5 separate regions of the Homo sapiens genome follow, and all the other regions are linked to region 1. Evidence: chromatin loops called from intact Hi-C (ENCODE). Cell type or tissue: heart left ventricle. All regions are shown on one strand. Region 1 holds the start of LOC124904458 (a long non-coding RNA gene). Region 2 holds the start of TNR (tenascin R). Region 3 overlaps KIAA0040. Region 4 overlaps TNR (tenascin R). Region 5 overlaps TNR (tenascin R).

Region 1 (5,000 bases):
CATCTTCTCCTCAGTGGAGGTCCAAGGCCTGTTCTTATTAAAAAAAATAAAGGCTGTATGCGGCCGGGCGCAGTGGCTCACGCCTATAATACCAGCACTTTGGGAGGCCGAGGCGGGCGGATCACAAGGTCAGGAGATCGAGACCATCCTGTCTAACACGGTGAAACCCTGTCTCTACTAAACCTACAAAAAAATTAGCCAGGCATGGTGGCGGGCGCCTGTAGTGCCAGCTACTCGGGAGGCTGAGGCAGGAGAATGGCGTGAACCCAGGAGGCGGAGCTTGCTGTGAGCTGAGATCGTGCCACTGCACTCCAGCCTGGGCGACAGAGCAAGACTCCATCTCAAAATAAATAAATAAATAAACAAATAAAGGCTGTATGCAAGCTAAGGAGTGGCCTTCATGTCCCAGATCTGCCTGGCTTTGCCCTTTTTAGCTGTGTGATTTTTTTTTTCTTTTTTTTTTTTTTTAGACTGAGTCTTGCTCTGTCACCAGGCTGGAGTTCAGTGGCTTGATGTTGGCTCACTGCACCCTCCACCTCCCGGGTTCAAGTGATTCTCCTGCCTCAATCTCCTGAGTAGCTGGGACTACAGGGGTACGCCATCATACCCAGCTAATTTTTGTATTTTTAGTAAAGACAGGGTTTCACCATGTTGGCCAGGGTGGTCTTGATCTCCTGAACTCGTGATCTGCCCGCCTCAGCCTCCCAAAGTATTGAGATTACAGGCATGAGCCACCGTGCCCGGCCTAGCTGTGTGATCTTAATTCTCTATGCCTTGGGTCCCTTATCTCTGAAGCGGGGATGGTAATAGCATTGACCTTATGGGGTTATTGCAAACATTAAATGAATGAATATGGGTAAAACAGGTCAGCGCCTGGCCCATCTGAAGACCTGGAAAGTACCAGGTGTTAGCTGTGATTGTACTCTGTGCACAAGCCCTCTGTGGTTTGGAGCATTTGTTATCCTCTCTGAGCCACAGCCACTGCTGTACATGTGTAAACACTCTCTACAGAATTTGGAAAATGCAGCCTGGGTGGCTTCCTGGGAAACATAGATTAGGACTGGATGCCCCAGGGAGGTAAGGTTGACAGGTGTAGCAAAGAAAACTACAGGGAGCCCAGTTACATTTTAATTTCAGATAAATAGCAGATACTTTCTTTGGTATAGATATTTCCCATTCAGTACAGTATTTGGGATATAAACTTGAAAAATTTATCACTGAAATTCAAATTTAACCAGGTGTTCTATATTTACTCTGGCAACCCTGCTGGGAGGGTTTCTTCAAGGCATTGCCTTCTGATCTGGTAGCCTACAGCCTGCCAAAGTGAAGGGGAAGACAGGAGCCAGGGATTAAAACCAATGACCCATCCTGGAGCCTCTAAATCATGCCTTTAAGTCTCGCTACCCTCAGTGGCCCATTGGCCCATCCTGGAGCCTCTAAGTCATGCCTTCTGTGACTTCAGACTTTGCCAGGGCTCTTCAAGGTGTCTGTGCAGCATTGCATGGCTCCAGCAGGCACTGAGAAGAAATCGTATTGACTTGACTGATTGAATGAATGAAGGAATGAATGGGGTTATAGTGGGTCTGAAGCCTGCGGAGTGTGATTGGAGGGACATCAAGAGGCTCCATTCCTCAACATTTGTTAGCCACGCTTCCCCGAGGTCTGCAGACTTTACCATGAGAGAGCCATTCCTCAGAGCTAAGGAATTTGTCCACTGGAGCCTCCATTAAAGTGGAGTAGGCCTGGGAGGGGCCATACTCAGTGCCAGCAGCCCTTCCCACATTGGCAGGCTCTGTGAGTTACACAGGGTGTGTGTAGGTGGGGACACTCAGGGCTCTGCAGTCAGGATGCCTGGATTTGAATCCCAGCTCCATTCACTGAAACAGGCATTGATTCTCCCTATATTTTCTCCATCTCCCATTTCAGTCTGGCAGCCTTGGAAGTTGCTCAAAGGCAGCTGTTCTCCATGCCTTGGTGCAGAACTAAACACATTGAAGAGCTTATGCCAAATGCCATTGAGGGTAATGAGAAAGAGAGAGATAGACGGAAAGAGTGATGTTTCCCCATAATGGGTTGAGAGAGAGTGAGGATCTGGGAACTATCTGGTGAAAGCAAATTGGGGAGAAGCAAGAGCTTAGAGGAGACTTCTGGCTACTTTCTGAAGGTTCCAGGCCCTAGGAGTTGTGTGGGCCTGGAAGGACATCGTGGGCAGGATAACGGGTGTCTCAATAGCAGACAGTATAGACAGATCAACAGCAACGGTAATTGAGTGCTTTGTGCCTGGCACTGTGGTAAACGCCTTACAGGTATTCATCCATGCTTAGAGTAGCCGCTTCTGTTTCCCCGTGAGAAGTTGAGGGGCGGAGAGTTTAACTTCAGAACCACCAGGAGGTCTTCTTTGAAGCCTGGGCTTGCATTAGATCTGGGGTGAGAGATTTTATGGTGACTGAGGGTAAATTTCTCTCAAGCTGGAGGGGATGAAGACTCATACTTGTATTTGAGTCAATTTAAAGAAAAAAAAAAAGAAATGTGATATTTGGTTTGTCACTGAAATCTGGACTCCTTGTACACCTTCATTATGGAGATTTGTTCGTTGGACTCCAATGTGCTCCAGCCTGACCCGCTCAGGCCCCTCCGAGGCAGGAGGATGCGCAGGCATCGGACTGCTCCTTAGGGAGTGGCGGGGAGGGGTTCTGCTCGATTTACCTCTTGGCAGCCATCAGAGCCTCCCTGGGGGAGGAGGGAGCTGGGAGAGAGTGGCAGGGGCTTCACGTGCGAGCGCTAAGTCCGAGCCCTGTGCCCCAAGCTGCCCGGTGCCTGCACAGCCTCCCCGGCTCCTCATAAAGGCTCTGAGTCTAGCACAGTATCTCCAAAGGCCACTAGGGGCAGTGTCAGCCTGCGCTTCCCAGGGCTAGCCCAGTCGTCGGCCTCCGGAGAATCCCCAAGAGGTTCCCAAACAGGCAGATTCTGGTACCAGTGCTGGAGGTTCAGTGGGTCTGGGGCAGAGCCCTAGGAATCTGTATTTTCACAAGCACCTCCAGTCGATTGTGATGGGCAGTCAGGTTTGGGAACCACTGATCCTGGCTTACCTTCTACCCATTTCCGGCATCCTCCGTCGCCTCCTCAGGCCCAGCCCCTGACCACAGCTCATCCAGCCTCAGTTGGAACTCTCCTTGTTGTCGATTGTTCAGAATGCCTGACAGTTCTTTCTTCCACTGAGCCAAAGGCTCGCCTCCCGCTGCTGTCCTCTGACCCACATCCTCCCGCAGTGCTGTGCTGTGCCTGCCTTCGCCAGCATCTCTCCCCTGCCGGGCCCAGCACGGATCACCTCTCCCTACCTGCTGCCCTCGGTGCGGCTTTCCTCCTGGCGGCACAAGGCTCCCGGACGGCCCACCCTGTGCTTGTTCGCTGGACGTGTCTGTTGACGCCTCTGTAAATACACAGCCACGCTGGAGCCTTAACCTCCAAGACGTCTGATGGGGAGAAGAGGCACAGAGCCCCCTTTCTCCCTGGGAAGCTGCTGCCTTTCGTGGGGGACCTATGTAGGTCTAAGAGCTAATCATACTAAAGGGAAAGTTAAGCACAGAATAGTCCTCTCCCCACTGTCACACTAGCCCAATTCCACAACTGTTGTTACTTTTCTTTAAAAAAATTGACCTGGCATGGTGGCTTATGCCTGTAAACCCAGCACTTTGGGAGGCCAAGGTGGGTGGATCACCTGAGGCCAGGAGTTGGAGACCAGCCTGACTAACACAGGGAGTCTCATCTCTATTCTACTAAAAATACAAAAATTAGCTGGGTGTGGTGGTGTGTGCCTGTAATCCCAGCCACTTGGGAGGCTGAGCCACGAGAATCACTTGAACCCAGGAGACAGAGGTTGTAGTGAGCCGAGATGGTACCCCTGCACTCCAGCCTGGGAGATAGAGTTAGACTCTGTCTCGAAAAAAAAAACAATTTACCTTAACATATTTATTCAGTTGCTACTAGGGTATGTATACCGTTTCATATTCTGCCATTTTCATAAAATACTATTTCCCCACATCTCTGCATAGTCTTCCTAATTCCATTATAATGGCTGCATAGTACCACATCCTGTGGCCTGGGTTCAAGTCTCTGTCTTCCACCAGCATGCTGCAGGCACCCTAACATGCCATTGTTCCTCTCCATGAGCTGATCCTGTCCCCATGGGCCTGGCATGCTTGTCCATCATTTTGTTTTATCTTCTAGCCCTTGCACTAGATATAACCATACAGTATCCCTGTCATTTGGGGCATAGATAGGCTAACACTTGCTTTATGGCACTGTCCATAGGGGGCTGCAAAACAGAAGAGCTATTTTAGCTGTTATCTGTTAGACCGCTCTTTGCTAATCACCACTACCATTTATGGAGCTATCATGGGCCAGTCTTAGATTGGGCATTTGGTGCGACTTATCCCAGGCAATTCTGAAAGCAACTCTATGAGATATCCATACACCAGTCCACATTACAGATGAGAAAACTCAGGCTCAGAAAAGTTAAGCAAGTTATCCAAGATTACACAGCATTTACAGGACAGAGAGGGATTCAGGCTCAGGTCTGGGGCACTGCTAAGTTTCTGCTTATGTCGCTCTCTTACATTTCAAGAAATGTAATCCGTCTCACGTGTATTTGAGCCCCTGCAAAATAAGCCTTAATGTAATGGAGTTGTAGCAAACCTTACTGATTTTGTATTTCTCCAACCCAGGCCTAGTGATAGGCTTTTTCTCTCTTATGTTGGTTGAAAAACATGCCCTCTCAACCCACTGTGCAGACTGAGCAATTGATGCATAGGCACAGGAGGCCACTAGGCCAGAGAAAGGTGGGGGATTAGAACTCAGGTCACATAGTGTCAGAGAGCAGATGGAAGGCCAAGAGGAGAAAGGGGTCATCGGGGAGATGCCTGTGGTAGGCAGGTCTGTCTGCAGTTCAGCTCCTGTGAGGTCCTGGCACCAGGGTCAAACCATCTCCCATCTGTACCTTC
Region 2 (5,000 bases), 140 kb after region 1:
CTGACTAGTGCCTTTTTTATGGGTTTCTCATCTAATAGTAACAGATCATACTTCCAGCTTCCTGGTAGATGCTACACCCTCACTCGGTTATGTTAGCTTCTATGTTATTGAAACACTCTATTAAATGGTGTGGGCACTTCTAAGTGATGAGAGAAGATATCATCATGCTTCACAAAGGGGATGACTTTAGAGTCAAATAGATGTGCATTTGATTTGGGTTCTATACTTATTAGATGTGTGAACTTGAGCAAGCCACTTAACTTTTATGAGCCTCAGATTCCCCATTTGTCAGTGGAAGGGTAATACTTTCTTTGAAAGTTTCCTACTATGCTCTTTCCCCTTTCCCTCCTCCATGAGTTTGCACATGCTATGCCTTCAGCTTAATTCTCTCACCCACTTTTTGCTGGGAAGACTTCTGATTATTCAGGCCTCAGCTTAGATGCTGCATACCTTAGGAATTCCCCTAGCCCTCAAAGATCAAGTTAGTTGTGTTTTCCATGTGCTCACTGCCCAAATTCTTGGCACTTAGTCCTTGAATTGTAATCATTTGTGTCTTGCTCTTTCTTTCCCCCTTTGAGGAACTGGTAACTCTGTTGAGGACAGGGACCATGATTTGTTAATTGTCACCTACCATCTTTGTCCTACTTCATCCACTTTTCACCCAAAAAAAAAAAAAAAGCCAGAAAAAGTAAGCCACCTCAGCTAAGGAATTCATAATTCTGAGATTCTGAAGAAAATGTCAATTTCTCACTGAGCGTTTATTACCTGAATGCATTACAACGTTTCAGCTCTTCAAATTGCTGGCTCCGTTCTTGCACTGTGTTAGGCAGTGGGCAATAATTTGCTTTTGGTACAGAAATTGAGTGATGTGTCTTCTGAACTGATGTTAAAACCCAATAGTTTCCAATTTTATAAGATTTAAAGCCAGTTTTGTATATGTGAAACTACCCAAATCACCAAGAGAATTAATTTTCTTAGGAGATTCTCATCGGTAATAGCAATTTCCACAGTTTGTTTGGCACCCCTAGTGGTAAATATTTTATTTTAAAAACTCAGCCACATATAAATTTATTGTAACAATCTAGGCACTTTGTCATAAATAAAAGCAATGATAACTGTGGTGCTATCTTCTATTTACTTCAAATGTCACTCCTGAAGTGTACATTTATAGAACATGGTAATTCAATGAGGAAGCTCCAGGGTCAGATGGCTCAGGTTCCATTACCATCCCTGACACTCACTAGTTGTGTGATCTTTGGAAAGTTATTTCATTCCTCTGTTACTCAGTTCCCAGTCTATAGAGTAGCAATAATAGCCTCTGCATTATAGAGTTATTGTATGGCTTAAATGAGCTAATACATGTAAGGGCTTATAACAGTGCCTAGCACCTGGTATAAACACTCTATAAATGTTAGCTATTGTTATTTGCCAGGAGTGAATCAAATATAAGAAGAGTGTTTGTATAAGATTACCTTTAAATTCCCTGCCAATCCTGAGGTTCTATGTTTCTATATCATTCCAGTCCCTTAGCATTCCTATTCAGTAGGGAGGGGGCAGCATTATCCACATTTTACAAACAGTAAAATTGAGCCATAGAGAAGCAAAATGTCCAGTAAGCAAGTGGCAGTCTGAAACCAGGACTCAGATTTTTAGATGTAAGTATTAGGACTCTTTCCGGGAGGCTGTGTGGCTGTACATTTAAAAGAGAATGTTAGATATCCCTTATGAGCCTATGAGCAGTGACCCCTTGATGCCCCTTCTCTGCCAAGGTTCTCCATAAATGTGCATCAAGGTCACTTCTGTCTCTACTTCTGAGATGATCTCAGGCCATATCTTTTCAGATATTTTTCTTACTAGCTTTACAAAAAAGCTATATTGTGGAGTTGGATGAAGGGCCAGCTCCCTGTATCCTCTGCCTCTTTAGGCATTCCCATGCCTGGGTTGTGCTACGTATACACATACTTCACCTGGCTGCAGACGCTGACTTTTTGGAGGGTTCCTTCTGCTGAGCCCGGACCTCAAACCACTTGAGAACCCCACAACTGACCTTATTCCAAAACATTCTATCCCAACCCATTCCACCCTGGATTTCTCCTTCAATCATGGGCAAAGGATCTGCAAAAGCTTCCATCCTCTCCCTTTCTCTTCTTATCTGGGTTGGTCAGAGGGAAGCCTCTATCTTCTTCAGGACCCTGCCTATGCAGAGGCAGCTCCAAGAGTTGGGTGCGGGGAGTATTTCTGTGCCTGAATCTGGACTGTTCAAGAGGATTTAGGATGCTTTTCTTTTCTGTCCACTAGGGGGCTGCTTGTAGGGGGATGGAAAAAACGGAGGCTTAAAAAAATCATGCTGCTGAAATTTCAGCAAGAGGGGAAAAGAGAGAGCGCGTGAGAGAGAGAGAGAGAGAGAGAGAGAGAGAGAGAGAGAGAGAGAGACAGCAAAGCAGTCCCAGGCTTCCTCCTCTCTTTCACGTCAGAGGCAGGAACCGACTGTGCTAAGGCTGTTGGCTCAACACCCAGAGGAGACGGGCAGACCCAGGGAGAGTGAGAGAAGGGGGTCCTCTCTGACCCAAGGAATTACCACTAGTGGAGTGAAGCCACCTGACTTTTTGATCTTATTTTGGTTGCCTCCTCATTCTCCTTCCACCCGTAGCCCTGACAGCTTGGGTTTCATTTCTTTCGTGGAGCCTTGTCTCTTCCTCCCAGAATAGGAGGAAGGGAAGAGAAGGGAAAGAGGAGGGCTCTCTAGGTGAGCGCATCAGCTGGCTCCAGCCTGAGCAAGCAAGAATTTTCTTCCCAGGAAGCTCCTCTCGCTCCCCGGCCGCCCACCCCCAGCCTGGGTAAGTCCAGAGCACTCGCTCCTTTGATTTTCTGGCTAACGTGATTTCAGCACCAAGGAGAGCTATGAGATGCATTTTGGTTCCTGTGTATCTGTGTGTTCTGCAAGGCATTTGGCACTAGGGTTACATCTATTTCTCTGCTGCCAGTAGAGTCGGGTTCTGCGTAGGGAAAAGAAAGGCGCAAAACTATGTTTACCGAATTAAAGGGGGATTGGACTCTGGCCTTGCGGGTGTGTGTGTGTGTGTGTGTGTGTGTGTGTGTACTGTTGCATAAGACAGGTGAGGTCTGAGCTAAATTGCGGGTGGTTTCTGCGTGTCTCCATGTAAGGCTGTTCTTTTTGTCTGTAGATAAGCGAGATGGTTTGGGGAATTAGTCGTGCACCTTCTTTAACTCTCTCCCGACAAGCCATCCATGGTGGGAAAGAGTTGCAAAGGAAGCCTGGGGGGTTGGGAGTGGAGGTAGAGTTAAAAGTTACGCACCTCTGAGAGAGCTTTAAAGAGGTGCTTTGTAAAATGTCAGTTTCCTAGTATTCTCTGGGCTCTTGCTGTGGAGAGAGCCCAACCTGACCTTTTACTTTCTCTTCTGGTGTGAACCCATGGTAAGTGGGCAGGTGCAACAGGTGAAGCTCAGGCTGGGGCGGCTTTGGGGGGTTGAGGTCCCTTCTGACTTCATGGTGGTAGGAAAGTGCTAGTGTCTTGAGCTTTGCAGAGACTGGCTGGTGTGGGTTATATTACATTTGCAAGGAGGCAGGAGGTACCCTCCACTTTTATGCCATCTTTGGCTATGGGTGGTTGGAAAGAAGACAAAGTCTGTTCTGCCCTGTTTTCTGGGGCATTTGGCAGTGAAAAACAACTAAGAATAAAGGTTTGTCTCTATATGTCTAGGGTGAGCAGAAACAAAATTAGACTTGTCCCAGACTCAGGAGGGCTTGAAGTGGTACTCTGTTCTCCTCCAGCACTGAGAGGCTCTGCAAACAGGAGCTCATTATTACTTCTTTCTTCACTGCTGCTACTTTTTGCAAGGTATTACTCTGTCTCTCCTGCTTTCTGCCTCTCTGAAGTATGTTCAGTCAATTCCCTGCATCTGCTTTGGTATTGTCTTGGAGACACTATAGGCCTGCCCCTGCCCCATTCAGTCCTGGCCACACCTACCTGGTTGAGTCATTCAACAAGTGGTGTTGAGGATTTCCTTCAATCATTCAAGTCTCCGTGGAGCCAGCATCCTACAGGGAACTTGAAAGAGATGTGGCTTCTTGTAGGAGCAAGTCTTCCCTTGATTTAACCCCTAACTGTTTATGGTTCTGGTCACTTTCTTCAAGTGTGTTGAGACAGGGGAGATACATAGGCAAGGTGGGGTGGTTTCACTCTTTCCAACCCCAAATGGACCCTAGAATGGTGATTCTTTGTCTTATTTTTAATTCAGCACAATGGGCCCCTTCTCCAAGATGAAGAAAATACTCTCTGCCTCTGGCTGGGGAGCCTTCTGGGTGAGAGACACAGTTCTGAGTGAAATGGCACCACTTTTCTTTTTTACTATGCTTGGCATTGGATCCAGAAATCTTAGCATCTCCCTAGAGTGGCAGGAAGTAGAATGCATCCAGGAAGACAGTGAAGTCAGAGGTTGTAAGGGTAGGGAAGAAAGACTGAAATAGACAAATGCAGAGCATCAGAAACCAACACTGACTCATTCAGTATTTTAACATTCCAAACCTCCTGTCCTTGAAATCTTCCAGTTTGAACAAGTGAGTGGATAGATTTCTGCATGACACATCACTGAGGATTTTTAAAAAATTATGCCCTTGCAGTGGACCCTGTCCAAAACCACAGTTTATTACTGAAGTCACCATACTTAGTAGTCATTATCTCATTAATGCCCTTAAATTTTCTCTGAAAAAAAAGTGCTCAGTGACATTATTGGACCCATTTTATAAATGGAGAGACACAGACGCTTAAAGTGGGAAGCCAGAGGATAGCGAAAGCAGAAATAGAACTTCTAGCCTGCTAATATTCCCTCACCTAGGAAATGCAGTAATGCTCATGTGCAGGAGAGAAGGAATGGATTGCTCCCCATTGGATAGACTTGCAGCCAAAGCCTTTTAGGGAACTCAGTGTGGAGCAATGGCCTCTCTCTGGTGAAGAATGAGAATCAGCCAGAAGTCTCAA
Region 3 (5,000 bases), 730 kb after region 1:
AATTTATTTAAATAAAATACTTTGAAAATGAAAAGTCTTGATGTAGTCAGATGGTTACTCTCTTAACATTAGGTATTACCCCCACTCAGACATCACTCAGAAATGATCAATGCAGGGACTCTTTCTGTGACACAAATGTCCCAGCCCTCCCTGGTCACCGCCTTCGCCATGGTAGAGTCATAGGTCTGAGGATGAGGAATGTGGCTGTCTCACCCTTGCTTGCAAAACAGATGGCCTTGGAGACCAGACTCCCTCAAAGGTGCCAGCTACAGGAAAAATATACTGATGTTCCTTGGCAACACTTACAGAACTTTCCATCAATGAGGTCCATCAATGGCTTCTTAAAGGAAAAGGGGGGAAATAGCAAAAACCTAAGGAAGAATGGACCTTTGAGTTAAATCCAGTGTTTGTTGGGAAAGGAGGGATCAAAAACCTCTATAGTAGCCACTAGGGCAAAAACTGTGTGTATGTGTGTGTGTAAGTGTGTGTACACTGTTCAATATGGTTCAATATGGTACCAATAGCCACATGTGACTATTTAAATTCATTGCAATGAAATAAAATTAAAGGTATACTAGCTCAGCTATGTCTGCCATATTTCTTTTTTCTTTTTTTTTTTTTTTTTTTTTTGAGATGGAGTCTTGCTCTGTCATCCAGGCTGGAATACAGTGGTATGATCTTGGCTCACTGCAACTTACACCTCCCGAGTTCAAGTAATTCTCATGCTTCAGCCACCTGAGTAGCTGGGATGACAGGCATGTGCCACCATGCCCAGCTAATTTTTTTTATATTTTAGTAAAGATGGGGTTTCACCATACTGGCCAGGCTGGTCTTGAACTCCTGGCCTCAAGTGACCCGCCAGCTTCCCAAAGTGCTGGGATTATAGGCATGGGCAACTGCGCTTGGCCATGCCAGCCACGATTCAAGTGCTCAGTAGCTACACGTGGCTAGCGGCTGCCATCCTGGACAGCATAGGTCTATGATCTTGGGGGCAGGGTCAGACACCTGGGAAAAACAGCCATGCTGACTGGATTTCAAGGAGGGCTTAAGAAGGAAGGCCTAGAGCACAGGTGGACTCTTTGCCTTATCTCGCCCAAGGCAGGTTATGTCTGTAGTTCAGATGAGTTCATTCCTGGGCTCCCTTCCCCATCACCACACACTCATGACAACCAGAGAACAGAGACTCTTCATTCAGCTCCTTGTTCATCCACCCAGGACATTGCTAAACATTCTGGTGCAGAGGAGGAACTGATGCTCAGAAACCATCTGGGAGGGGAGCAGCTGCTGCACCCCTGAGGGGATGCCAGTGCTCAATGCCTGCAGCCGCACCTGCCCCGGCTCCATCCTGGCCTTGGGGTATAATATGGATTTGGACAATGAATGCCATCACGTCCTTAGCATTCTCAGTTTATCACAGCACTCTGCACTGGCCCCTTGCCCGTTGACCTTAGTAGTATTTCCCAATTCAAAGTCACAGGTTTACTGGACTGGAAAAAAATCCCTTCAACCCGCTTTCTGTCTTAGACTCAAAGGGTTGTTTTCAAACACCTGTGTGGGCAATGTCACACTATATTTCTTCAGGAATGGCTGTGACTGTGTACCTCCAGCCCTCTTTTGAGGCTGTTCATCCCATTAACATTTCTGACTGTTTACTATATGCCAAGCACGCTAGGTGCCAGTGATACTAAGTTGTCCTAGAGGGGCTCAGAACCTGGTAGGGGGGCACAGACAAGCAAACCATGACAAGACAGTGTGGCCATTGCTTCCTTAGAGGGAAGCTCCCAGGCTGGCTTCAGGACAGGCCGGGGGAGATCGCCTAGGAGGTGTCTAGAGACTTGCACAGGAAGAAACTGAGAAAGGAGGGCCCCAGCTGCACAGTCTACAAAGGCAAGTGCACCCTGGAGTAGTGATGCAGGCAGACAGGATGATGGGGACGATTCAGAAACCATCAGGGCTCTCTGGAAGCCATAAGTGCAGTGAGCTAGGACTCATGACTAGGGTTGTCCCAACCCTGATGCTAACTCCGACTCTCACTAGTTATGTAATTTGGACCCATGGCTTAATCTCTCTGTAAGACTTACCTGCTAAATAAAGCTAATGAGAGTAGCTACCTCATAGGGAGCATTAAATGATCGTGTGTACAAAGCATTTAGCACAGGACGTGGCTTATATTAAGTGCCCAATAAATGTTACTTATTATTATTAAGGGTTGAAGGAAAACCGTGAGAGAGCTGTGTCCTAGGAACCAAAGGAAAAGAAATTTCCAAGAAGAAAGTGATGGTCCATAGAGTCAAATGATGCAGGCAAATCGAATGAGATAGGGATTGAAAATAATTAGCATTTTCTATTCCCCATGGTGTGATGTGTTCCCTAATTTCACCACATACTGCACTATCTACAGGATTACCAATACTCCATGGATTAAGGTCTGCAGATTTGCAGATTAGGCAAGGCTGCCTAATTATCTGTCCCGCCTCTGCCCACAACGAAGTCGCCCCAGCTTGTCAGTGCCACCTGGTGGCCAGATCAGGAGAAAGCGTGAGTCAACATCTTTTTCACCTTAGAAGTGTTTCCTGGAGAACATCCATCTAGCTAGTTCACCTGTTCTCAAATTAAATGTGCAAAAGAGTCACCGGGTTTTATGTGAAATTCACAAATCTGTCAGGGTCCGGAATGCCGTGCTCATGTGACATATGGGGGATTTCCATAAATCATAGGTCTCAACTGTTGTTACAAACATATTTTGGTGAAGTGTTCTATATATAGCCTCACTACAGTAAAGCTTCCCTAACCACACAAGTCTTGCCCATTGCAGTAAGACTAGACCACATTGCAATTGTGTGTTGCTTCTATTCCCAGCACCCCACCCCTATTTTGACCCCCATTAGAATTAGCTTTATGAGATTAGAATTAGAACTGTCTTATTCACTAGTATATCTTCAACACCTAGCATGGAGCCTGGCACATACTATATGCTAAATAAATGTGTTGATTGGGGGAAATAAACACTGAGGTGTTTCTTAAAAATGCAAATTCCCTGTCTCTCCCTGCCCTTCTGGCTGATTATTAAGTCTAGGGTGATGCCAGACAACCTGCTCTAATAAACACCAGGTCAATGCAGGTGGTCCCTGAACCACACCTTGAGAAATACTATCAAAACAACAAAAGAACTGTGTACGGTCAAATAAGTTTGCAAACACTGCATAGTATAACTTTCCCACTTCACCCCCTTGGGATCTGCAACGCATTTATCACATTAAAGTTTCTAGCAGGTGCTGTAATAAAGAATTTGGTTTAACTCCCCTTAAAATTTTCCCAAATTTATTTAACCACAAGCCTCTTTTTCTTTTAGCACATCTGGAGGAACAAAGATTCAGGGGCCACCATTTGGGAAATGCTGCCATGGAGGGCTAGTACGCACTCCACACATCCTTTGCTCCTGACTTCCATGGAGGGCTGGTGCGCACTCCACGCATCCTCTGCTCCCGTCTTCCATGAAGGGCTAGTGCGCACTCCGGCGTCCTCTGCGCCTGTCTTCCATGGAGGGCTAGTGCGCACTGCGGCGTCCTCTGCTCCCGACTTCCAAGGAGGGCTAGTGCGCACTCCACGCGTCCTCTGCTCCCATCTTCTATGGAGGGCTAGTGCACACTCCTGGCATTCTCTCCTCCCATCTACCATGGAGGGCTAGTACACACTCCAGGCATTCTCTGCTCCTGTCTACCACGGAGGACTGGTGCGCACTCCACCGTCCTCTGCTCCCGTCTTCCATGGAGGGCTAGTGCGCACTTCGACGTCCTCTGCTCCTGTCTTCTATGGAGGGCTAGTGCGCCCTCCAGGCATTCTCTGCTCCTGACTTCCATGGACTGCTAGTGCGCACTCCGATGTCCTCTGCTCCCGTCTTCCACGGAGGGCTAGTGCGCACTCCGGCGTCCTCTGCTCCTGTCTTCTATGGAAGGATAGTGCGCATTCCAGGCATTCTCTGCTCCTGACTTCCATGGAGGACTAGTGCACGCTCCACGCGTCCCCTGCTCCCGTCTTCCATAGAGAGCTAGTGCGCACTCCACGCTTCCTCTGCTCCTGACTTCCACTACAGACTCAGTCAATGTCATCTCCAGAGGAAACTGTTTCTGCAGTGTATACAGATTCTCACTAACCTTTATGAACCTTTCTCTTTTACTCTTCCCTTTCTCTTTTACTCTTCCCTTTCTCTTTCTTCCATTTGCAACCCATAATAATCCTGTTGGTGGCTATTCATAGCAAATATGTTTTAGAGCTGCTAAAGAGACATCTCTATCAAAAGAAAAAAAAGAAAAAAAGAAAAAGTTTTAAATGAAAATATGAAGACTGAAGATCCAAGCCCACTATTTTACCATTCCAGAGTGCCTTCGTACATAAAAACCACTTTCATTATTTCACTTGATTCTCACTTTATAAATGAAGAAAATGAGGCCCAGAGAAGGTAAGCCAGTTTACCCAAAACTGGAATAGAAACCCAAGTCTTCAGACTCCTACCCCAGTGTTCCTTCTGCACACCAGGCATCGAGATCCAGGCCAATCTGATCTTGGCTCCTCAAAGACTGTTGAACTTGTAGACGCCCCTCCCTTGAGTTGGAAACTTACAGAACACAATCAAGGGTCTTCCCATAAGCCTTTAAAGTGCCCAAATGCCTCCTTTATATGTCCCACAGCAAGCCTCATCTGCCTCCTTCTCCTTCTCTAATTCAACCTAATTTTCTTCACTTACCAAAATAAAGAACTGTTTCCATTCCATTTTGTTTCTTTCTTTTATTTAAATTACAGTACCGCAATACTGTTGTTTCCTATTTTTCATTATACATACACTGCAACTCATCTATATTGTAGAGTAAACAGAGTTTTATGGGCTAACCTGAGAACCTACCTTCTTTATATAACATTATAATTGGAACTCAAATAATTTCACCCACAGAAACAGCCAACTGACAGAAGGAATTGGAGAAGTGAATTCATTTGCAAATTAG
Region 4 (5,000 bases), 410 kb after region 1:
TTCTTTTACAGGTAAGGAGCCCTTGCTGGGACATGTTTCCTGTCCCTGCCCCACCTGCTCTTACAGTGCCTTTGATATACACTTTGAACTCACCCTAAGATTCATTCCAGATTCCATGTCCTCTCCTTCTGCTCCTGAAAACCTTTCCTCCACTAACCTCTCTTGCTGAGCCCAGGCAGGTCAGGCATCCCTTTCCCTAGGCCCTCACTGCACCTCTCTCATAGCAGTTACCACACCTGATGTCTTAACCATCTCTTGACTAGACTGTCTTTCCCGGTAGGCTACAGGGCCTTTGAAGGCATGGACTGGAGCCTGTTCATTCATCTGTTTACCACTGGCGCCTGGCACAGCTCCTTGCTTACACAAAGTGTTTTACAAATGTTTAGGGAGCTGACTTGAAATGAGTCCCCAGTGAGTTGAGTTGCAGGCAATCCCTAATTCAGTTTGGAGGAATTGCTCAACCCCTCTTCCCATTTCATACAAGACACACTTTGATCTGCAAAATGGAATGGCAGACTTCCCCAGGAGCGCCCACCAGGTGAGGTTTCCATTGGGTGAGGTCTTGGTACCACTCCTGATTGTGCTAGTGCACAGACAAAGCCCAGGGAGGGTGACAGGCTTGAATTTCTGCTCTCTTAGTACAAGCCTCACATTTTATAGAAACTTAGAGAAATTTGAGTGAGTTTGGCTCCTGTAATCAATCACAAAGGGAGTAGAGGGGTCTTAATGCCTTAATTTATTGGATTGTTTCTAGCCAGTTAATTCATTCATATTAATATACTCAATTGATAATTATGAAGTGCCAGGCTGGATGTTCACCTTCTTAGGGCGTCTTCTCAGTGTACATTTGTTTTCATATGCCTGGGATACAGAATGTTACTGTTCTTTGCTGAGTAAACTTTAATCAGCATGTTCCTCTTTGGCCTGTGGTAGCATATGAGCTTATGGTTCCTGCGATTCATTTTATCTTTTTAAATTTAATAAGATACAACTTGGATGGCCATTAAGGGTCTCCTGTTGTGTGTGCAAGAGCCCAAAACTAACATGGATAAAATTAACTCTGGTTCATTATGTTCAGCAAGAAAAGTTTTATCCCTTCCGGTCTCCTAGCCAGGCCACAAAGGCAAAGTCTGGGAAGAGCTGTTTTCATTTTTTTCACTTTCCTGTATCCATGTGACATAAATAATATGACAGTTAAATAGGTCTGATTAATGCGGTCATCTTGGAAGCTGATTTGGATCACCACAGTGCAGCCTAGTGGACTTCATTCACTCGTTCTTTCATTCAACAAACATTTATCAAGGACTCTGTGCTTGTTCTTGTGCCAGTTGCTAATACCTAAAGATAAAAGAAAACTGTGTCTGCTCTTGAACTCACAGCTTACATTTCCAGAACATGACAATTAACTGACCCCTCACGGTTGGTGTGTAGTGTGACAACACGAGGCAGGGTGTGGTTGTGGAGGCTGAGTGCATCAGGTGGGCTTCACAGAAGAGGCAACCCTTAGACACTATTCAGTTGGGTCTGGTACAGAGGAATGACAACCAGAACAGATATGGTTCCCAACTTCCAGCAGGAGGCAGCAGGACAGTGCTTTCTGGGCAGACGTGTGTGCTTGTTCTTAGAGAAAAGTTCTGCGTCAATCTAGATTCCCAAGTTCCTATTCAGGATACCAGAGTAAGGCTGGACCTTGAGGATGACCTGGAATACTGTCTTCTAGTAGTGCTACCATCAGAAAGGCACACAAAAAAGCAAAACCCAACATTTAGCCAATGGTCAATCCCTCCATGGGCCCACCCACCACCTTCTTTTCCAAGTCAGCCACAAGCATGTAGTCTGATCAGGTTTCTGCTCTGATTATTCTGCCGAGGCTGTGTCTCATTCTACTGTGTTGTGGACACCTCAGCTGCATTGGCCATCCACGGGCTGGGAAAGTGTCCTGTCCTCTCCAAGCAGCAGAGGGGATAATCCCTTGTCTGTACCAGAAAATTCCTCCAACGAGGGTCTTACTGATGGAAGGGAGCACACTGGAACTCATCTCAGAATCTTACGCCCAAAATCAACTTTTAGGATGACTGAGAATTTCCCATACCCCAGGCTCTCCTTTCAGGTACAGATGTTGGAAAATGTTAACAGTGGCCTCTACCGACCAGACATAGTATTACCACATACTTAAATCTCGTCTAGATAATTCACATTCATTCATTCATTTGTTCACTCATTCATCAATCAGTAATTTTTCAGCAAACATTTATTGAGCATTTACTATAAGATAAGGCTATTCACAGGGTGCAAGGATGAATGCCCCAATCACCTTTCCCTAACCCCACATTTTCTCTCTCGCTGGTCCAGACAATGCCTGAAATGTACAAATTTATGTCTCCTTGGTCTTAAAGCATGCTAATCCACAGTGACAACGCAGAAGGTTTTCAGTTCAAAGTTACAGATTACTCCTTGGTAGTCATTAACACTTTAGTAGGAATTAGTTTATTCTGTCAGAAAAAGGCAACCTTTGGGTGAATAAATACAGAACCATGTAAGTTTTAATTAATAAAAGGGATAAGAAGTGATCTAGGATATGCTTCTAACATGAGGTAGTACAATGAGACTCAAAGAGCTAAAAAAGGCAGGGGGGAATTTAAGCCATTAGGCACTTGGAGAAAAGAGGGAGGTCAGAAAAAAAGGCAGTATGAATAGTGGCTTTGGAGGATATGTTCTGAATTCAAATCTGGCCTCTCTCATTTACTAGCATCCGATTTCAGGTGAGCCTCTTAACGTCTGTAAACTTTCCTCTAAAATCCTCACATAGCGTGTGGGAACTGAGCCATGAATGTCATGTAAAATACTTAGCACGACGCTGGGCATAATGTTAGCAGTCAGTAAACATGAGTCAAGTCATTATGACCAGAGAGAAGGAATAGGCTATAAATGAGACTGTGGAAACAGCAGGGCAAACTCGACCTCTACCTCTTTTTCTTTTCTTTTCTTTTTTTCTTTTCTTTCTTTCTTTCTCTTTCTTTCTTTCTTTCTTTCTTTTTTCTTTCTTTCTTTTTTCTTTCTTTCTTTCTTCTCTTTCCTTTTTTCTCTCTCCCTCTTTCTTTCTCTCTCCTTCCTTCCTTCCTTCTCTCTCTCTCTCTTTCTTTCTTCCTCATTTTTTTTTTACTATGTCCAGCCCTCCCTCTGCTCATCACATTCCCTGAGCCACTTGTTGGTGCTGCCTTCTCAACTTTATGCAGCTGTCCTGCAGTGAGCACAGGATTCAGGGCACATCCAAGCTCCTGACTATGCAGCTGGAGAATGGAGCCAAGGATCAGTCCAGAGACATGTAGGAGGAGTCCTTAGGTCACCGTCAGTTCTGAGTCTGGGAGGAAGGCCTCATTAGTGTACATGGGCAGACAAGTCCCTGTGGTCATTCCTGCCTCTCCTCCCTCTGCTCCTTCTCCTACTTGGCTGGTATCACCACCTGACCTTGCACCTTCTGAGGAACATGAAGACAGGAGCTACTTCTTAGTATTTATCTAGAATCTCTCCAGAATTCTATTCCTGGAGATTTGAGGTAGATTAGTGGATGGTTATGCATTTTCCAAAATTAGCATGCCTCATTAGCTTGGCTCAGAAGTAACTGGAAAATGCGGCTACCCACAGCAGCTGGGAGGTTTTTCGAAGGAACCTACTAGCCACAAAGCATATCAGAGGGACATGATAAGATCTTCAGAAGCCCACATATCAGATTGAGGATTCAGTTGCCTCTGTGAGTGAGTAATCAGTGAGTAGCCAAGCAGTGCTGTTATTTTAGCTTGACGTCAAGGCAGTACGTGGGGCCGATCTGAATATAAACCTCAGAACTCTGGCTGCCACGTTCAGCCAGGAGACCTAGGCACAAAAATTGCTGATGGGGCTCATGGAAAACTTGAGAATTTAGGGAGCTGAGTTTGAGGTGATAGGTCACCAGGATTAAAATCCCTAGGGAGGAGAACAAGGTGAAGTCTACCCCACCCACTTGGAGAGTCCACACATGAGCAGCCTAATCATCTGAAGATGGAAGAGACTGAAGCAAGTCAGGCTCTCCCTGGGAATACCGCATTGTTGGTGGGGGGAAACTTGTCAGGGAACCCCTGGGAGGGCCCTCTGAATGTATTCTAACCCAATGCTAGAAAAATAGTTGTCCCAAATTGCTCAAGGAAACCAGAGTTAGACCATCAGTGGAGAGAGTGTCTTTCCCATCTCAAAGGAGGGGGCAATTGGGCAACCATTTAGGGAGCCAGAGAGTCAACATGGGGTGAAATCTTGCCAGAGATTGAGAACAAATTTCCCATGGTTTGAATCCCAGCACTACCTTGTGTGTAATCTTGAGGAATTTTTTGAACTCTTCTAAACCTTAATTTTTTCTACCTGTCAAATGGAGGTAATAGTGTCAAGCACCTATTGTAAAGATGAAATAAGGTAATATATTTAAAGGGCTTTGAAAAGGTAAATGGTAAGAGTACACAGACTAATGTAACCCATATGCCCCAGGATTTACTAGCCTGTAACCATAGTCTAAAGTCCTATTTCCTTTTAATGTCTGCATTTGTATAGTATGAGCCCCACTGGCCTAATTGCCAGTGATCATAAGTAGAATTTAATAAGAGAATGCTGACAGCTTAAGCACAATTTCTGGAAAAAACAAGAGCAGGTCTTACCACAGGGAGGCAGCCACATTATCTTTTTATATAAACAAGGTCCCCTGATCTCCTTTTCCTCAGTGGCAGGAAACTGAGCCAGGCATGGATTGTCCCTCCTTTCGTACAGCATCGCCCTGGAGGCTGTCTGAAGGAAAGTGCAGCTAGTGGATTTTTTTTTTTTAATGTAGGGAGGCTAGGTGTCCCCAGAGGAGGCTGGGCTGGATAGAATTCATTCACAGACACAGAAATGATCCCCAGGGTAGCCTCTGCCCTATCTCTTGAACCACACCTCAAAGGTGATTGAATGTTTACAAAGCACATAATCAGACAGAGAAG
Region 5 (5,000 bases), 410 kb after region 1:
GAAGTCCTGTCTCTCCATTATACTCTCCTTAAAACATAGTTAGAGGAAGGAACTGTAATTCTATTACAGAATCCTACAATTTATTCATAGGCCTAGATAATAGATGCTCCCTAGTGCTGTTACGGGTCTCTAAAGACCAATAGTTATGAGTTTGCTGCCCTCACCCACATTCTGAGCTTCCAGAGTTCAAATTCCCGAAGGGTCACCATTTAGGGTTCTGGTAATATGTCAGGTAATATGTCTCTATTACTTTACAGAACAGTGGTTGCATACAATGGTGTTATTACCCGATAATGCTTTTGCAAAAATCAGTTAGCAGATAAATTACTCCACTTTCCAGCACCCCTGAAGAGACTGTTAGGTTTTTTATTGTGAGGTGTAGCTTTGGGAGGATGGGGAGGAAGTGTGGAATGTGAATTATTTCAGACAGCTGCAAAGAAGAGAAGCCCAAAGAGCATCAATCTCAGGCTAGCCTTTGGAGGTTTCTAAGCAGCAAGAGGACACTGAAGACTGTGGATCAGGTGCTCAAAGTAGTACCTCAATGAGATGTCAGATGGGAAAGTGGAGTGGGGAGCATCAAAACTACCTACAGAGAAGTTCCTCCCAAAAGCAAAATGGAAGTCTGGGCAGCATTCTGAGCTAGGAAAGTACTTTTGCCATACATCACCTACTTATGCTCTAGGAAATCTTGTCAATTAGACTCTAGAAAGCCCATTTTATAGATGTGTAAACCAATGCCCAGAGAGCCTGTGGTTTTCCTGAGATCACCTTGTCCTGTGATCATGGCAAGCACCAGGCTGCTTCTAGGCTCTGGGAGACAGTTAAATGGTCACTGAGGACTCTCACCTCTTATTCTCAATGCCCAAGGGTGGAGTGGAGCAAGAACAAGATAGCAGGTTACCAGGCATAGGTGTGTTGATAAATTTGTGGCCACTGGACAACATCATATTCCCTTGATTCTCCAATTTGGGCTGCGTTTGCTCTTCCTGTTCAGCTCTCTTTTTTGTTCACATCATTGGCTTTAATGTTCCCCTTATCCTGCAGAGATAGCTTATACCTTAAAATATCATTTCATTATAGGACGATTGAAGGTTAGAGGGGAAGTTAGATACTCTGGAAGAAATGCCAGTTTTAGTCCTTAGATTGCTCAAATTGCTCATTATTTCTTGGATTCTCCTTCTTATATTTATGTATTGACAATAAGTAAGCTGGGTAAGAATGAGTTTTTTTTTTCCTCATCCAGGGTAGGAAAAGGAACACATGGGGTTCTTAATTCTACTTGAAGAGTAATTGCCTTCTTGAAGGAAGCAATCTGGATTTTGAAAGATGAACATACATTTGCCAGTTTAATAAAAGAAGGAAAAGAGTATTTCAGGATACAGGGTCCAGCAGGTGCAAAGGCACAGTGGCACCATCCCAGAACTGCATGATCCTAGAACTGTAAGAATTTTGCATTTGTGTAGCAGAAATTTCCAGTAATGGGAAACAATAGGAAATAAAGCCAGAGGAGTATATAAAAGATCAGGTTTTTAAGGACCCTTTTGTGCCAAAGGGCTTGATTGTATTCCTGTCACCCCTGAAAAGCCAGCACGTCCACCACACTTACATGTCATCTCATGAAAGGGCATAACCAACTCACCAACACTGCCATGCTTCCTCCCCAAGCCCTTTGATGATAGAGATCATAAGCAGAAAGGTGCCATCATCCCTAAATTTACTTTGGCAGAAAGGTGTAAGAGAATGGGGAGATGACGCTAGGAGCAAGGAGACCAGATGAAAGATATGGAGAAGAGTCTACATGAGTTGATGAGAACCCACAGGGAAGCAGTGCCAGGAAATAGAGGGAAGGGAGGAGTCAGGGGACATGGTGGTGGTGGGAAGGACTTGGTGACTTGGGTGATAAAGAGCTCACTGGACATCCAGGGGGCCTCTGGGATTATATGAGCAGCTGTTGCTATAGACTTCCTCTTCTTGAGTCCAAGCCACTTCTGCCCTTAACAAACATTTAGAGAACATTCTCTCTATGCCTGGCATTATTCTAAGCACTAAAAAATATTCACCAATTTAATCTTCACAACAGTTGATGAAGTCAGAGAGGTCACCTAGCTGGTATGTGTTAGAGCATAGGTTCCAGTGTCTGTGCTTCTGACAGCTAGGCTATGCTGTCTTTCAATTCATTTGGTAACATTCAACAAATACAAACTGAGCACCTTCCTACCTATGCAAACATTTTACCCATAGTTATAAGCACAGCCTCCTCATGCAGCATGTTCCCTCTTACCAGCGGCAACATTAAAAGCACTCTATTTTCAAGAAGTTTCCAGATGTCCCCATTGACCTCACTCCAGGGCACACATGGCTACGGATGCCCTCTCATGCCCTTGGATCACTTTCTTCTCCCTAAGAATGAGCTCAGAGCCCACTGCTCCAATCTCAAGCTTGAGATCTTGTGCTAGTTTGCTCAGGCTGCCATAACAAATTGCCACAGCTTAGGTGGCTTAAACAACAGAAATGTCTTTTCTCCCTGTTCTGGAGGTTGGAAGTCCAACATCAGGGGCCGGCAGGGTTAGCCCTCTCTGAGGCCTCTCTGCTTGGTTTGTGGTCTCTTCACATGGCTGGCTCACTGTGCACATGCACCCCTGGTGCCTCTGGATGCCCTGATCTCCTCTTAGAAGAACACAAGTCATTGGATTAGGGCCCACCCTAATGGCCTCATTTGAACTTAGTCATCTCTTTAAAGGCCTTATCTGTAAATATGGTCAAATTCTGAGGTTCTGAGAGTTAGGACTTCAACCTAGGAATTTGGTAGGACACAATTTAGCCCATAACTGGTGTCTTCTCCCCATTGTGTCCACTTACCTGGCTCCTAAATGCAACTTCCTCCCAAAGACACATCTCTGGGAAGATCTCATATTATAGAAATAACATGTATTAAATCGAAATATATCCGCCAGTAACATGGATCTTTGCAAAAATGGAGAATTTGTGTGTGTGTATGATTCCTAAAATGATACCCCTCTGCCTTGCTTCCACAGAACGGCTTGTGCACTGACAGCTCAAGGGGAGGCAATGGTGATAAAAGCATACAGGCGGCCATGAATCTCCTCATTTTAATGCACTTCATTAAAACCAGCATTTTTTATTACAAAGACCTGACAAAGTGAATATTAGACAGAAATGCATGTTAAGCTGCCATTGATCTTTCCGGGTAGATTGTACATTAAAGAGTGCACTTTCACACTCTGTTAGCTGCTCCCACATAAAAGGGAAGCAAGAATCAAAGACAAAGTGCTTCAGCCTTATCCCTCCAGCATCACTATGGCTACCCAGTAGGGTCTAGCGGGCAGAATCAGACAAGGGGCAGGAGCCACCCAAATCCCATGTCCAAGGCTCTGTAGACATTTGGGCCTTGGCCATCTTCTCTGCCCACTTCACCGGCTTTCCTACATGGCTGAGAAGTCACTGCCAGTGCATTGGGTCATTTTTCCCATCCTAGAGCTTCCATTCCCTAAGAGAGGACCTGAGTTGCTCCATTTCTTAGGAACAACAATTCAGCCTGAAGCATGTCCTAAACAACATCTCTCCCCTGGTGTTTCTTCATCAAGGGGGCAATACTGGTTTTTAAAATTCAAGATGATGTCCGAGAGCATCTCTGGGGGGCTGCTGGTGATGAGCATGTGTGTGCATGCATTTGATGTGATGATATTGACAGGAACAGAAACCAGAAGCTTAATGAAAACAAGAGGAAAATGCATTTGGCAGCTGGGGAAAGAAGCTGTATGAAGAGATCTTGTGCCTGGGGTTTGCTACTGCCTAAGATGGAGTCTCAGCTTGTCTTCAGACATCAGTTAGACAATCCTCACTAGGATCTTTGTCTGCTGAAATATAACAATTCAAAAGGAGCAAGTGGGGCTTAAATGCTAAGGGCTAATCCTGCCAGAGCCATTTCTTCCTGGACCACCTCTTATTTTAAAGCAGCCACCTCTTTCATCACTACTACATTCAATACCTCTGCTCCAAAGCCTTCTATTCTTAGACCCCATCTTAACTTCTAACTCAGTGTCATCTCCCAAAGCTAGATACCCCTGCTTATCAGGCACAAAGATGGGCTATGAGACAGACAGTGGCTCACTGCTGGTCTGGAAGGGCAGGTGTGAGGCCTGATTCATCACAAGCCCAGCCAGGGATAGTAGATGTTACAGATTAGAGAATCAAGGACCCAAATGGAACCCAGATGACTACATACCCTCCTTCCTCCGAGATGTCATCCCTTCCTGACTTAACAGCTCCTCCAATCTTTGTAAATATTCATACAGCACAAATTAGTCATGTGCTGTGTAACCACGATTTGGTCAACAATGGGCTGCATATATGACAGTGGTCCCATACGATTATAAGAGAACTGAAAAATTCCTATCCTCTAGTGACGTAGTAGCTGTCATGATGTTGTAGCCCAATGCATTACTCACGTGTTTGTAGTGATGCTGGTGTAAACAAACCTACCACACTGCAAGTCATAAAAAAGTCTAACACATGCAATTATGTACAATATGTAACTGATAATGAAATAAATAGCTATGTTACTATTTTATATATTTACTATGCTACACTTTTTATAGTCATTTTAGAGTGTACTCCTTCTGCTTATTTTTTTTAAAGTTAATGTAGAACAGCCTCAGGCCGGTCCTTCAGGAGGATTCTAGAAGGCATTGTTATCACAGGGGTTGACAACTCCACACATGTTATTGCTCCTGAAGACCTTCCAGCGAGACAAGACGTCCAGGTGGAAGACAGTGATATTGATGATCCTGACCCTGTATAGACATAGGCTAATCTGTGTGTTCATGCCTTTGTTTGCTTGTTTTGTAGAGACAGGGTCTTGCTCCATCATCCAGGCTGGATTGCAGTGGCAGGATCACAGCTCACTGCAGCCTGGAACTCCTGTGCTCAAGTGATCCTCCTGCCTCAGCCTCCTGAGTAGCTAGTACTGCAGGCATGTG

What was found. A loop is a pair of places that touch in the nucleus more often than their neighbours do. Peaks named below come from ENCODE experiments on the same cell type or tissue, not always from the same donor. Only the 100,000 strongest peaks of a DNase experiment are listed, where the experiment ranks them.
Region 2: a loop joins it to region 1, with 2.4 times the contacts of the local background. A loop is called at or near these places in 12 of 110 quality-filtered maps.
Region 3: a loop joins it to region 1, with 6 times the contacts of the local background. A loop is called at or near these places in 21 of 110 quality-filtered maps.
Region 4: a loop joins it to region 1, with 7 times the contacts of the local background. A loop is called at or near these places in 52 of 110 quality-filtered maps.
Region 5: a loop joins it to region 1, with 2.4 times the contacts of the local background. A loop is called at or near these places in 50 of 110 quality-filtered maps.

Annotation. Positions count from the first base shown.
Region 1 is chr1:175,886,015-175,891,014 of GRCh38, reverse strand. It overlaps LOC124904458 (a long non-coding RNA gene), which reads left to right and starts at 4,279. Exons shown (of 2, transcript XR_007066743.1): 1 at 4,279-5,000. In heart left ventricle, CTCF peaks have their summits at 2,680 and 2,882; DNase peaks (open chromatin) are centred at 2,894 and 3,364.
Region 2 is chr1:175,741,063-175,746,062 of GRCh38, reverse strand. TNR (tenascin R) reads left to right here and starts at 2,468. Exons shown (of 23, transcript NM_003285.3): 1 at 2,468-2,837. In heart left ventricle, a CTCF peak has its summit at 2,277 (motif pointing right); no DNase peak of the experiment used is centred here.
Region 3 is chr1:175,152,568-175,157,567 of GRCh38, reverse strand. KIAA0040 reads left to right here. Exons shown (of 4, transcript NM_014656.3): 4 at 1-582. Among named protein-coding and RNA genes, the nearest start is that of KIAA0040, 38 kb to the left of the region's middle. RefSeq lists an enhancer at 3,122-3,621. In heart left ventricle, CTCF peaks have their summits at 2,314 and 2,519 (motif pointing left); a DNase peak (open chromatin) is centred at 2,507.
Region 4 is chr1:175,478,456-175,483,455 of GRCh38, reverse strand. All of the region lies in intron 2 of TNR (tenascin R), which reads left to right. Among named protein-coding and RNA genes, the nearest start is that of TNR, 260 kb to the left of the region's middle. In heart left ventricle, a CTCF peak has its summit at 2,146; no DNase peak of the experiment used is centred here; H3K27me3 peaks cover 852 bases.
Region 5 is chr1:175,472,006-175,477,005 of GRCh38, reverse strand. All of the region lies in intron 2 of TNR (tenascin R), which reads left to right. Among named protein-coding and RNA genes, the nearest start is that of TNR, 270 kb to the left of the region's middle. In heart left ventricle, no CTCF peak of the experiment used is centred here; no DNase peak of the experiment used is centred here.